Linked DNA regions of Mus musculus: region 2 is linked to region 1. The links are chromatin contacts, found by Hi-C or POLR2A ChIA-PET in ENCODE. All regions are on one chromosome and are shown on one strand. Each heading gives the region's core, a stretch centred on a gene start or an enhancer-like site at or near the end of the contact. The rest is flanking DNA. Distances are from core to core; before and after follow the strand shown. Region 1 holds the start of Cd24a (CD24a antigen). Region 2 holds the start of 4933404K13Rik (RIKEN cDNA 4933404K13 gene).

Evidence for each region. A loop is a pair of places that touch in the nucleus more often than their neighbours do. ChIA-PET counts read pairs that join two places held with the same protein, here RNA polymerase II (POLR2A).
Region 2: a loop to region 1 is called in a map of v-Abl transformed pro-B cells, with 5 times the contacts of the local background. The contact joins the promoter of 4933404K13Rik here to the promoter of Cd24a in region 1. A Hi-C loop is called at or near these places in 4 of 37 maps with a recorded cell type or tissue (CH12.LX, mature B cell and v-Abl transformed pro-B cells). POLR2A ChIA-PET finds 5 or more read pairs at or near these places in 1 of 5 experiments (embryonic stem cell).

What each region holds. Positions count from the first base shown.
Region 1 is chr10:43,574,308-43,580,471 of GRCm38, reverse strand. Cd24a (CD24a antigen) reads right to left here and starts at 1,303. Exons shown (of 2, transcript NM_009846.2): 1 at 1,150-1,303. The coding sequence starts at 1,218.
Region 2 is chr10:43,822,715-43,828,178 of GRCm38, reverse strand. It overlaps 4933404K13Rik (RIKEN cDNA 4933404K13 gene), which reads right to left and starts at 2,272. Exons shown (of 3, transcript NR_131055.1): 1 at 2,193-2,272.

The sequences.
Region 1 (6,164 bases), core at 54-2,553:
ATAATAATAATGATGATGAAAAAGGAGCCCAATGTTCAGTCTGAGTCTAGAGGTCCTCTCTAACACCATCAACAAAATTTTACGTTAATTATTAAATTGGCATTAAACAGTTTTTCTCCACCAATCTCCCTTGATTTGTTTAACCAACACCTCCCTCTCAACATTTCGGGGGGGGGGGGCGCCCTGGGGAGAAGGGAATCTGAGTGAGACCAACCAGTTTCACGATGCCCAGCCCCTCCTAGATGGGGGATCGGGTGAACTGAGAAAGGCCCCGGGGCACAGTCAACCCGCAGCGAGAAGACAATGGGGTATAGTTACCCTGCCTGAGAAGGGGAAGACGAAGCGCGCCTCAAGCTCTTGGGCTGCTCTCCCAGGTGAGCCCGGACCCTGGATCTCTAGGGACCAAAAATCCGGCGCTCCCAACTTTTCAGGGGCAAAAAGCCCTAGGGACATCCCTAAGCGAACCAACCGCAGTGAAAAGCTACAGTCGGATTCTCTGAGTCCCGTCCCAGTCTCTCAGGCTCAGCTCCAGGTCTCATTCTGGGCGCGGCGCCTTCACCCTAACGCAGCTAGAGCAGCGCCACCCATGGCGTTGGGGGGCAAGATCTGTACCCGGGACAAATCTAAGAGAGGAAGCGTCTGTGGACTAGGACAAAGCCTGACGGAGAATCGGGACACTACAGTCCTGCCCTCCGTCTCTATAATGCCCGGGGATTCTAGGTTGGGATGGGGCTCCTAAGGTGGCCAGGGATGGAGGTGTGGGGTCGCACCGCGAGAGTTTGTGCAGTCGGGAGGTCCCTAACTAAGCTTCAAGACCTGTGGGAGATAAAGCCACAACCAGGGCTTCCTGGGTGATCTCCAAACCAGTTTGGACGGTGGAGGATGGGCGTGTGCCACGCTCCCCCGAAGGGGACCGTTCCCTCTCTTTGTGTGGTTCGCAGGGAGCGCGAAGACCTTCCGTGAGAAGGGAAGGGGGCGCTCTCTCGAGGGAATCCACACCACGAGTTCCCCAAGTCAGTTACACAAAATTCTCCCCCTACCCCAGTGCCTGGCCGGAGGCAAAGACTTTGCCCCTCCTACGCGCGCGCGAACACACACACACAAGCCCCAGGACGCGTCTCCAGTGCCCAATCGAGAACAGGGTCTCACCTGCGTGGGTAGGAGCAGTGCCAGAAGCAGCAACCCCAGCCCTAGCCTGGCCACCATCGCTCTGCCCATGTCCGCTCCGTCGGCGCGCGGCGCGACTCTCTAGATGTTCGGTAAGTGGAGATCTGCTAAGCTCGCGCGGGCGCAGGCAAGGTGGGGAGCGCGGCCGGCCGGCGGGACCTTATATACCGGGACAGCCACAATAGCCGTGACGTGCGGCGCCCGCCCACCCGTGCTCTCCTCCTCCCCCGCCGCCTCCCCGCCCCCACCCCCACCCTCCTGTGCGGCTCTCACGGCCCCTCCCCCGCCGCCTGCACCGGCCCGGGGTGACTTGGGATGTCCCGGGGCGGCCAGCGCGGCAGGTGGGCGGGCGCCCCGGGCTCTGGCACAGCTAGGGTTTCCCCGGGCAGGCTGCATGCACAGGCGCAGGCGACTCCCACACGGGACCTGGGGCGAGCACACGAACCACACACGCCGGCCGGCCCAAGTTTCCTTTGTTTCCCCGGCCCTGCCATCTTACCCCCCAACACGAAAAGTCGAAGCCGCGGGCGCCGCGCAGACTGCGCGGAGCTCAGGGCTGGTTTTTGTCAAGTGCCGGCTGCAAGGGGGAACGGGACAGGCTTGGCAGGTCCCCGGGCCGTGGTGCGCGGGGTTGGCGAGGAGGAGACCGGGCGTCGCCACGCACTGTCCCTTGGCGGCTGCACGGCAGGGATCGCCAGGATCCCGGGCCCCAGCCGTGAGTATGCTCGGCTGGGCGGCCGCCCCTGGCTGCTTGCTTTGTGTTTTGAGTTCCTCTAGTGCTGCATCAAGCATCGCGCACCCGGCCATACCCGGGAGCATCCAACCGGACCTAGGCAACAGCCAGCTGCGCTCGGCCACGGGGCGGGACATTGCGAGGGACTGGGTTTCGGTCCCAGTATTCTCCACGTTTCTGGGGACGTGCTTGTTCTGCCTCTGTGGCACAGTACTTGCTCAGCGTTCGAACGCTTTCTTATTCAAGCCATTTCCACCCATAGTTGCCTTTAAGTAATTTGACAAACCGATTCAGAAAGATTAGTCATCCGTCTGTACATTTTAGTGGAATCTTTCTTTCGACCTTCTTTTGTGAAAACTTCAAAGCAAACTTTAAAACAACTTAGTGGTAGAATATTTTCTAATCTTTAATCACAGGGTTTAGGACCTTCCTATTTAAAGTTTAGCCCACGTGTTTTACAGACCTTAAAGCAAAACAAAGCAAACCTAGCAACGGTGGAAATTTGTTTAAATTTCAATTTTTGCAGAACAGCCTCGTAAAAACAAAGTTTTATGGCAGCAAGCTGACAATGGACTCCACAGTCGTTGGTTTGTGGCTGCCTGAGCCTTACCAAGTCAGCCACAACCGCTCAGTAACTTTCCACGTGTGAGGTGTGCTTGGGCGCACAGGAATTTTTGTATAGCGCCAGTGAACTTTCTGTTTAACAGTTAGCACACTGTATAGAAAGGTCGTTCTGTGCCCAGCAACGGCGGCGCTCCTCTCCCAGGGTGGCGCAAGGACTGACTCAATAGCGCCTAACCCCAAGGGCGCCGTCTTCAGAGTTTCTTCAGGACAACAGGCTATGGGGCTACTCCTGGAGTTATTCCTGGCTTCCATTTGGTTTGGGGGTTTTGTTTTGTTTTGTGCCCTAGGCTTGTTTTTTCTGCCCCTCAGTTCTCCATTCTTGCCCCTCCTTCCTCCAACTTGATCTCTCTCCCCTCCCTCTCGGTATTAGTTTAAGGAAATGTGTTGGTGCCGTAGTTAACAACACAGCCTCTGGAGCCAGGTATCGGCCCAAATGCTATGAGACATTCTTTTTTTTTTTTTTTTTTTTTTTTTTTCTTTTTTACTTTGGACAAAAAGCTGGGGCTGCTTCTTCTGTAAAACGCAGGTGATGGTGACACTGTAACCGATGTGTTATTAAGCAATTAATGTACACCAGCTGTGATAGTGCATGCCTGGAAACCAAGCTCTAAGAAGGCACAGGCGGGAAGATCACTCACTGCAAGTTCCAGGCCAGCCTGGTCTACATGAGCAAGTTCCAGGCTATCCAAGGTTACGAAGCAAGGCCCTATCTCAAAAGCAAACACAAAAGACTGCTGTGTCTGTTGCGCGCTCCAGTGCCTAGCTCTTAGCTCTCTCCCTTGGCATTTGCTCCTTGGCTGGAGGGAACAGGAAACAGAAAGCAGTTACCTTCCCCGTTTACCTCTCTGTGTGATTTGAAAGAAACAGCGAGCTGAGCCGCAGGCTCGCTCCTATGTGGTGTTTTGTTCCGTTCTCCACCTGTGCAGAATCTCCCGGGGAACGGACCGATTCTGTGTTTGCAGGATGTTGGCCATTCTGTGCCCAGAAGGGGGTGTCCTGACCTATGACCCCTGAAGCCTCAAGTGTAAGAGCCCCGCTCTGAGCTGGCTGCTGGTGAGCTGTCCTGCTCCTCCAGCTTTCCACGGTTCGCTTTTCTCTTAGGCAACAAGAGCTCAAGCTGCCACTAGAAGGAATCTTAACGTTAACCCCAGTTCTTCTTTAGAACATGACCAATTTACACTTTCTGGAGAAGCTGTAGCATGGAGTGGTTTTGAAACTGATTGTTCATGTATTAATATGTGTGTGAACGGTGGTAACTAGTAAGGTCAGTTTTCTCTGGTTTTCATGGAATTGCCTATGACGTGCTTTCTGGTTGCTGTTTGACAATCGCTGTGTATCTTGGGCTGGCCTTGAACTCGGATTCCTCCTGCCTCAGCCTCCAGAACGCTGGGGAAATCACCGCATTCTGGACATTTTGGATGTTGGTCCTGTCCTGGGTAAGACTGTAATGGCAGGGCATACAGTTCCTCTGTGCTCAACGGAGAGGAAGGCTGGCCACCAGACAGGTGCAGCACTCAAGAGACTCTGGGTCCAGCCTGTTCTGCCCGTTCCTAGGATCCTGTCTGACTTCTCGTGAGCATCCCCACCTCCCAACGCCTAGAGTACAACGCCTGTCTGGTGGACCCACATGCAAAGGATAAGGCCCTAACTGAACTAATTCCAACATTTAGCAGAGTGCTGGCTCACAGGACACAGCAAGCTGCCTCTGCTGTTGCCGTGGGCATTATGTTATGCTGTGGCTCTTTAAATCATACTCCTTTTCCCCCAGCAGCATCTTTGCATATCTTTGTGTTTCTTTTTTCCTTTCCTCTCCTTGCCCATTTACTTATTTACTTACTTGCTTTCTTACTTTTATCATTGGGGGAGGAGGAGGGGGGTCTACATGTGCCACAGCACACATGTGACAGTCAGAGGACTGTGTTGTCTTGCTACCAAGTGGATTGCAGAATTCAGACTCAAGTCATCGGGCTGTCTTCCTGTTAAGCCATCTGTGTGGCTGTGTGGCCCGAAATGCCCGCCCTCACATGGTGTTTTGTGTGTGGGTCTGTGAGGTTGACAGCGCATCCGTATTGTTTTTTATTCTGAAATAAAACAGAGATGTTAAGAAATCTGGCCCCAGCCGCAGAACCAGTTATGATACCACCTCTGAAGTTACAAAGCTTCCTGACCCAGGTTTCCAGTCCTTTCTGCTTTGCTGAAAAAAAACAAAACAAAAACAAAACAAAACAAAAAAACAGGAGTCAGGGCGGAGGATGTAGCTCAGTACTACAACTGGCCTAGCGTGTACAAGGCCCTGGGTTCAATCCCCAGTACGTGGGAGTGAGGGCAGGAATGCAGAGACTATGTCCACCCCATGTCCTCTCCTCCTGGCACTCAGTATTGGATAAATGGACTAACATTAAAGTATATGGTTAACCTGCATTTTGATTTTTAAAAGATAAGTCTTATTTTTAGGAAAATAGAAGATTAAATACAGAGCTAAATTATTTGACATTTTTAGCAAAATGGATGTGAAGTGAGATATTAATACAATAAAGTATACTTTCTGGGCTTTGCTGTGTAAACAGTGCCTGAAATAATCACATTTAATTAAAATCCCCTTCTACTTAATGATGCTGGTTTTACAATACTTCTTTCTTTCCTGTTTCTATGCTGCCCTGCACTTAGCTGGCATTCAGTTCTTCAGTTTGTCTTGGTCTTTTAGGCAAGCTTTGTTCCTCTCTTTCACCAGCCCCAAGCCTGGAGGCGGGGAAGTGACAAAGTGGGTTAGTATTCTTGCTAATGTGGTCCAAAGTCCCTGCTGAAGGCGTCTCCTGGACACTCTATGGGGATGTGCTGCCCTCTGCTGGCCACATGGATTATTAACGCTCATTGTCAAAATAATAAGTAGATTTAGACAGAGATGATATATTTTTCATCTAACAAAAAGCCCTGAATTTTGTTTTTAAAAAAAAATCCTGAATTTTTGATCCTCTGGAAGCTAATAAGCCACAGTGAGTTTCTTTTAGAGTTATGGGGTTTTTTCTCCTATAGCTTTTTTTTTTTTTCAATTTCTCCCAGATGGTCAGCTTCACCCAACAAGAAAACAGCTGTAAATAGAAACAGTCCAGACTATGTTTAGATGCAAACTGAGTAAGGTGGCCCATGCTGAAGTGTCCCTGTGTGGAAGTTGCTACTGTTTAAGGGAATTAAATAAAAAGAAGGCACCCTCTTAATGCCTTTGGTCAAACTGTGAGTTCAGAGTTTTAGGAAGTGTTGTCCTGCAGGGATATGAGAAAACGCTTTTAGATCTGTAGGAAAGGATGCATCTATTGGTGTTAATACAGCATGTCTCCCTCTGCCAATTCTAATGCTAAATTTAGTCCAAAGATATATTTGTACAGCCTGGTGGGGGCACACCCTTTAATCCCAGCACTTGGGAGGCAGAGGCGGGTGGATCTGAGTTGGAGGCCAGCCTGGTCAGCAGAATGAGTTCCAGGACAGCCAGGGCTACACAGAGAAACTCTGTCTCAAAACATCAACTATAATAAAACTGACTTGTACAGAGTAATGTGCAATAATTAGTTGCTGTTTGGTAACAGGCTGAAAAACACTTAACTATCCAAAAACCGAGACCTAGTTAGAGAAATTAACATATCTA
Region 2 (5,464 bases), core at 1,023-3,522, 250 kb before region 1:
AAAAAAAAATACTGCCGATGAGCTCTGAAAAGAGCACCCACAGGAACAAACTTCCTGGTAGAGTCACACCTAGGGCCTTGTTATCTTCACTGTGGGCTAAAGAAAATCTCTATGTGAGCTCAACAAGCAAATTTGACACAGAATTGGAGAAGGATTATTCAAATTCCCCAGGATAAGGATTTTAGGGGTGCTTGGGTTCGAGGGTTCTACATTTCCTAATTTGGATCTTGGAATCTTATTGTTTAAGAAATGCCACCATTTGGATAAGGACTATCCCTCTCGCGTATCGAAGGCTTAACTCCTGGATGGTGACATTATAGAGTAGCCACTGCCTCACGAGGGGGTTAAAGCTATGAAGAAGCGGCTCAGTACAGGGTGGGCTCTTAGGAGGATGTAGTAGTTACTTTTCTGTTGCTGGGATAAAACCCTATGACCAAGGCGACTTATATAGAAGGAATTTATTTTGGCTCGTGGTTCCAGAGGGTCCACCGCGGTGGGGAAGAATGGCAGTGAGCAGCAGGCATGGCGGCAAGAGCTGGAAGCTGAGAGACCTCATCTACAGCAAGAATGAAACAGAACTTGAAGTGGGGCAAGTCTGTGAACACTCAAAGCCAACCTCCAGAGACCCGAGGCTTTGCCTCTGAAGCCACCTCAAACAGCGCCACCAGCTGGCGACGGAGCGTTACTGCCTGAGCCCTTTGGAGGAAGTGACCACTGGGAGGATGCTTTTTTTGAAGGGCACTTCTCTGTCACCCCGCTGGGGCCCAGATACTTGCAGAGAGCTATTCTGTTCCACCATGTGCTCCCACACTTTCTGTCACATGGCTTGTCTTACTAAAGCCCAGAATCCACCCAGCATCAGCCAAAATAAATATTTCCTCCTTTAAGTTTTCCCAGGGTTTTTTTTTTTTTTTTTTTTTTTTTTTTTTTTTTTTTGCTTTGTTTTATTTAATTTTTTTGTCACAGTGACAGGAAGCTAATTAACACAGGGTGTATACCATGATATGGTTGTTCTTTTGCAGTTCTGGCCATGAACCAACATGGTAGGTAAGTCTTAACACTGAGCTACATCCCCTAGCCAAGAACTATTTTAGAACCAAATAAAGCTGCAGGTGGTGTTTCTATTTAAATCGACAGCTAAGTACCCGTTTTCAGGCCTCCTCTGCTCACCTTGGTTGATCCCAGGAGGCCTTCTGACTTATCTCCGCGTTAGCCCATTTCACAGTGGATCCAGTGAACCGTGCTTCCTGCTCCTCTTGGTCAGCTCTAGTTCCTTCTTACGTTTTGGTATAAAGTTCTGAGTATTAAATATTCTGTCTTTGGGAGGGCTCGGGTGGGAGGCAGGGAAGCCTTTGAGTAGTGGGGCCTTCGATGAGGCTTTGGGCCCCTGGAAGTGCACCATTTAAGAGGATAAGTGAGCACTTAAGCCTGTCTTCCTTTCTTTTTGTCCCCTCACTGTGAATTGAACGGCTTCAGCATCTCCTCCTTCAGTGATCCTTCAGCCTTCCCACCTGAACATGGCTGAAATTTGTGAATCCACGAGCCAGCGAAACCTTTCCTCTTTATAAACTGATCACCTCTGGGGCTTGCTATAGTGGTTGAATGTTGAGTAACACAGCCCTCCTCTGGAGACTGATCCTGGGACTTCTTTCACCGGTAAAATACAGCGAAGTTCTTGAGAGTCTCAACACAGGCAAAAGATTCCCTGCTTTAGGGGTAGCTGGGCACACTCTAAAAAGATAAGCCACCATGACCATGAGAAGAGCAAGAGAAACTATAAGGACTGAGAGATCCCTGGCCCACTGCTTCCTGATATGTCCGTACTGTATATAAAGACACCATCTTGAGTGGCCCAGTCAGCTGCGGGAAATATTTAAAAGATGAACCCACAATGCTCTGCAGGGCCGGATCACGCTCCCGCGCTCCTGCCGGCTCGCCAACTCTGGCCAAGCAGGACCACACAGCTCCCTCCGGGCCATCTCTCCAGCGTCCCCAGTTCCTCTCACTACCACGCAATGCCCTACGCATCCCATGGTTGGTCATCTCAACACCTAATTATCCGGTAGAATCAAGACTCTCAAAGCTTAACCAAGCAGATTTATGTATCAATAGAATTACAATTTACAAGATGCCAATACAATAATTTCAGAGCCAATTGATAATGATAAAAGTCTTATTCCAATATTTCTAACCTTATGAAATCAAGGCTACTTGTGGCTGGAAAATAAAACTCGGGTATACGTCAGCAGCCATTTTGCTTCTCCTCCCCTCTGACAAACTCTGAGACTCTTAGCCCCGCCTCCCGTTCTCTGTCCAATCACAGGTCTCCCACTGCCCTAATGTGATTGGACAGGGAAAATCCTGAAACAAGCAAAGATTGGTCACACCTGCCAACCCATATTTTATGTGTTTAATCTTTTGACATTACAACACGGCATTTTCATCTACAAAGTTCATGCTAAAAAAAATCCTGCAATCGTGTTATGAACACATGCACACACACACATATGCCACATATACACACACATGCACACACGTGCGCGCACTCACACCACACATACACACGCACGCACGCACACACACAACACATACACACATGCACGCACACACACACACACACACCACACTCACACAGACACACACACTTTCAGCAAGTTTACAAGTTTCAATCAGACCACTTTCATCACACATACACACACACATACACCACATATACACACACATGCACACATGCATGTACACATTACACACCACACTCTCACATACATGCACACCAAACTTTCAGCAAGTTTACAAATTTTGATCAGACCACTCTCATAACTATGTTTGGCCCAGAGGCCGTGTCTGGACACACTTGTTTCTCAAATTATAGAATTATGAGTAAGTAAGTGATTATGGCCAAGGAAAACCAACACATCTTTCTCTACCAAGTCATTTCAGTTGCTTCCTTCCAGACTTAGGTCAAACCACCTTCTCGGACAACTTACCCAACAAACACCGTGAAAAATCACATTACCTTAGAATTTGATATGAAGTTTGGATTACACAAAGCCAGGCCTGTTCTTGTTCAGTTTTGTACGGTAAACTGGTTAATACTGACCACTGTAAAGTAAGCTCAGGGTTGGAGAGTAGTGTGCCCATTTTTTCAGATGAAAACACTGGGGCACAGTGACTAAGCAAAGGCAGCTGTGTAAAAGTACACTTCTGAAAGCTCTCCCTCTATTCCCTGACAGAACTGTGCTCTAAGCACTAAGTGGTTTTGGTTTTTTTTTTTTTTTTAAATGCAGATGTGGCAAAGAACATTGTACATGTATTTTAGGCAAGAAGGAAGGGGAACGATATTAAACTCAGACACAGTAACTACTGTATATGGTTAACAGGCACAGGACCAGTAAGGTCTTGTGGACATGGGCATGGTGATCAGGCTGAGTTTGTGACAGTGGACTTGTGGCGAGTTTGATTGAAGAATGGGTCTCCTCCCAGTGAGATGCTTCTGGGCTATTTGATTGATTTTTATCCCTTTTAATAATAATAATAATAATAATAATAATAATAATAATAATAATAATAATAATATCTGTCTAGGATCTCTTCCAACAAATCACATGTAGATGGCCAAAAGAGGCTGTCATAGAATAAAACATTTCAAAATATGTTTACTGGCTACTCAGAAAAACATGGGTTTCCTGGTAAATTTCATATTAGGAGAGCAATGAAAGACCTTTCCAGGAAGCATGAAGTTCTCAGGGGTAATTTAGTTATAAACATATTTCCTTAATGGGATACAATTTGATTTTCTCATTACCTTTCGACAAGAACAGTAAGACACTGGTGGTTTAGTCAGTGAGTCGTGAAGCTTTCTCAGATGTTCAGTCTTGTGGGGAACACAGCAGCTGCCACCATCCACCTTCATTTTGCTGATGGGACCCAGAGGGCATAGAGACTGTCTGAGATCACGTCAGCAGCAGGAAGCTGGCTTGGTCTCCAGGTGCCTCGATCAGGCTTATGTGTTTGCATACATTGATACTTTTTGTGGCTCATGTAGATGTCTAGCAGAATTCTTTCTTGCTCTGTGTCACAGACTGCCAAGGGCCCAGTGTTTTGGAAAGCGTGGTCCTTGCTATTAGTGCTCATTCAGGAAGCTCTTTAAAAACTAAGATGTGTTAGCAAGTCATTTGATTGAAGGACAGTCCCTTCTAGGGACAAGAGTTCTGCGATCTGAGAAACAGATATTTTGGAATTTTATTGTACCTTCTGGGTTTATGGAGATTCCTGGCATTTCCTCCTGTATGGCACTCAGCTGTGGCCTAGCACTCACACAGACAACTGGACAATCGTCACTTACTTCTTGTGGTTATTCTAACACATTCTTCATAGCTTGCTTATACTTGCTCTCTGATTAAAGAGTAGTAAGGTCAGTGTAAGCCATATATTGCCCCTCCCCAAACTAAGAGGCTTGTCCAAGTTTTGTGTGCTTTGTGTAAAGAATGTCTACACATATATTTGTGTGTTTACATGCACCCACATACACATGTGGAGGCGAGGGGCCAGCGGAGGTGGTCTTCGTCAGTCATACTCTGCCTTATTTTTGGAGACAAGGTCTTTAACTGGTCCTAGGGCTTACTGATTTGGCTTCACTGACTGGGCAGGAAGCTTCAGGGATCCAGAAGTCTCTGCCTCCCCATTACCAGGATTATAGACCTGATTATCTACATGGGTGCTGGAATCTCTACTCAGGTCTTCATGCTTATGTGGAAAGCATTTAACCAATGAAGCCATCTCCTTAACCCTGATGTTTGTATTCTTTTGAAAATTTTACAAGTTTATATGACCACTGAACAAGTTTACATATGTGGTTTAAATTCTAACAAGAATTTAAATTAGAAAAAAAAATAGAATTCCTAATGTTAGCTCAAGTGGCACATTAAGTTAGGGAGTGGTACAGCCACTGTAGTTGCACAAATATAGCTAGTTGGTTGACTGAGGCAGGAGCATTACAAATAGGAGGCCAGTTTGGGTAACTTCATGAGACTCTGTCTCAAAATAAAGACATTCAAAGAGGCAGAATAAAGGCTGGAGAGCTAGGTGTGGAAGTACACCCCTTTAATCTCAGCCTGAGGGAGGCAGAGGCAGGAGGATCTCTGTGAGTTGGAGGGCAGCCTATTCTACAGAGTAAATTCCTGGACATGCAGAGTCACATAGTAGAGAAATCTTGTCTCAAAATTTAAAAAATAAACAAATAAATAAAATTTAAAACATCGTTTGGAGAGGTTAAGAGCACTGGCTGATCTTGCAGAAGAGCTGGGTTCTGTTTCCAGCACCTACACAGCAGCTCTCAACCACCTGTAACTCCAGTCCCAGGGGATTCAGGGCCCTCTTCTGGCCTCTGTGAGCATTGCACAAATATGCTACACAGACATACATGCTGGCAAAACACACATACACATGAAATTTAAAAAAAAAT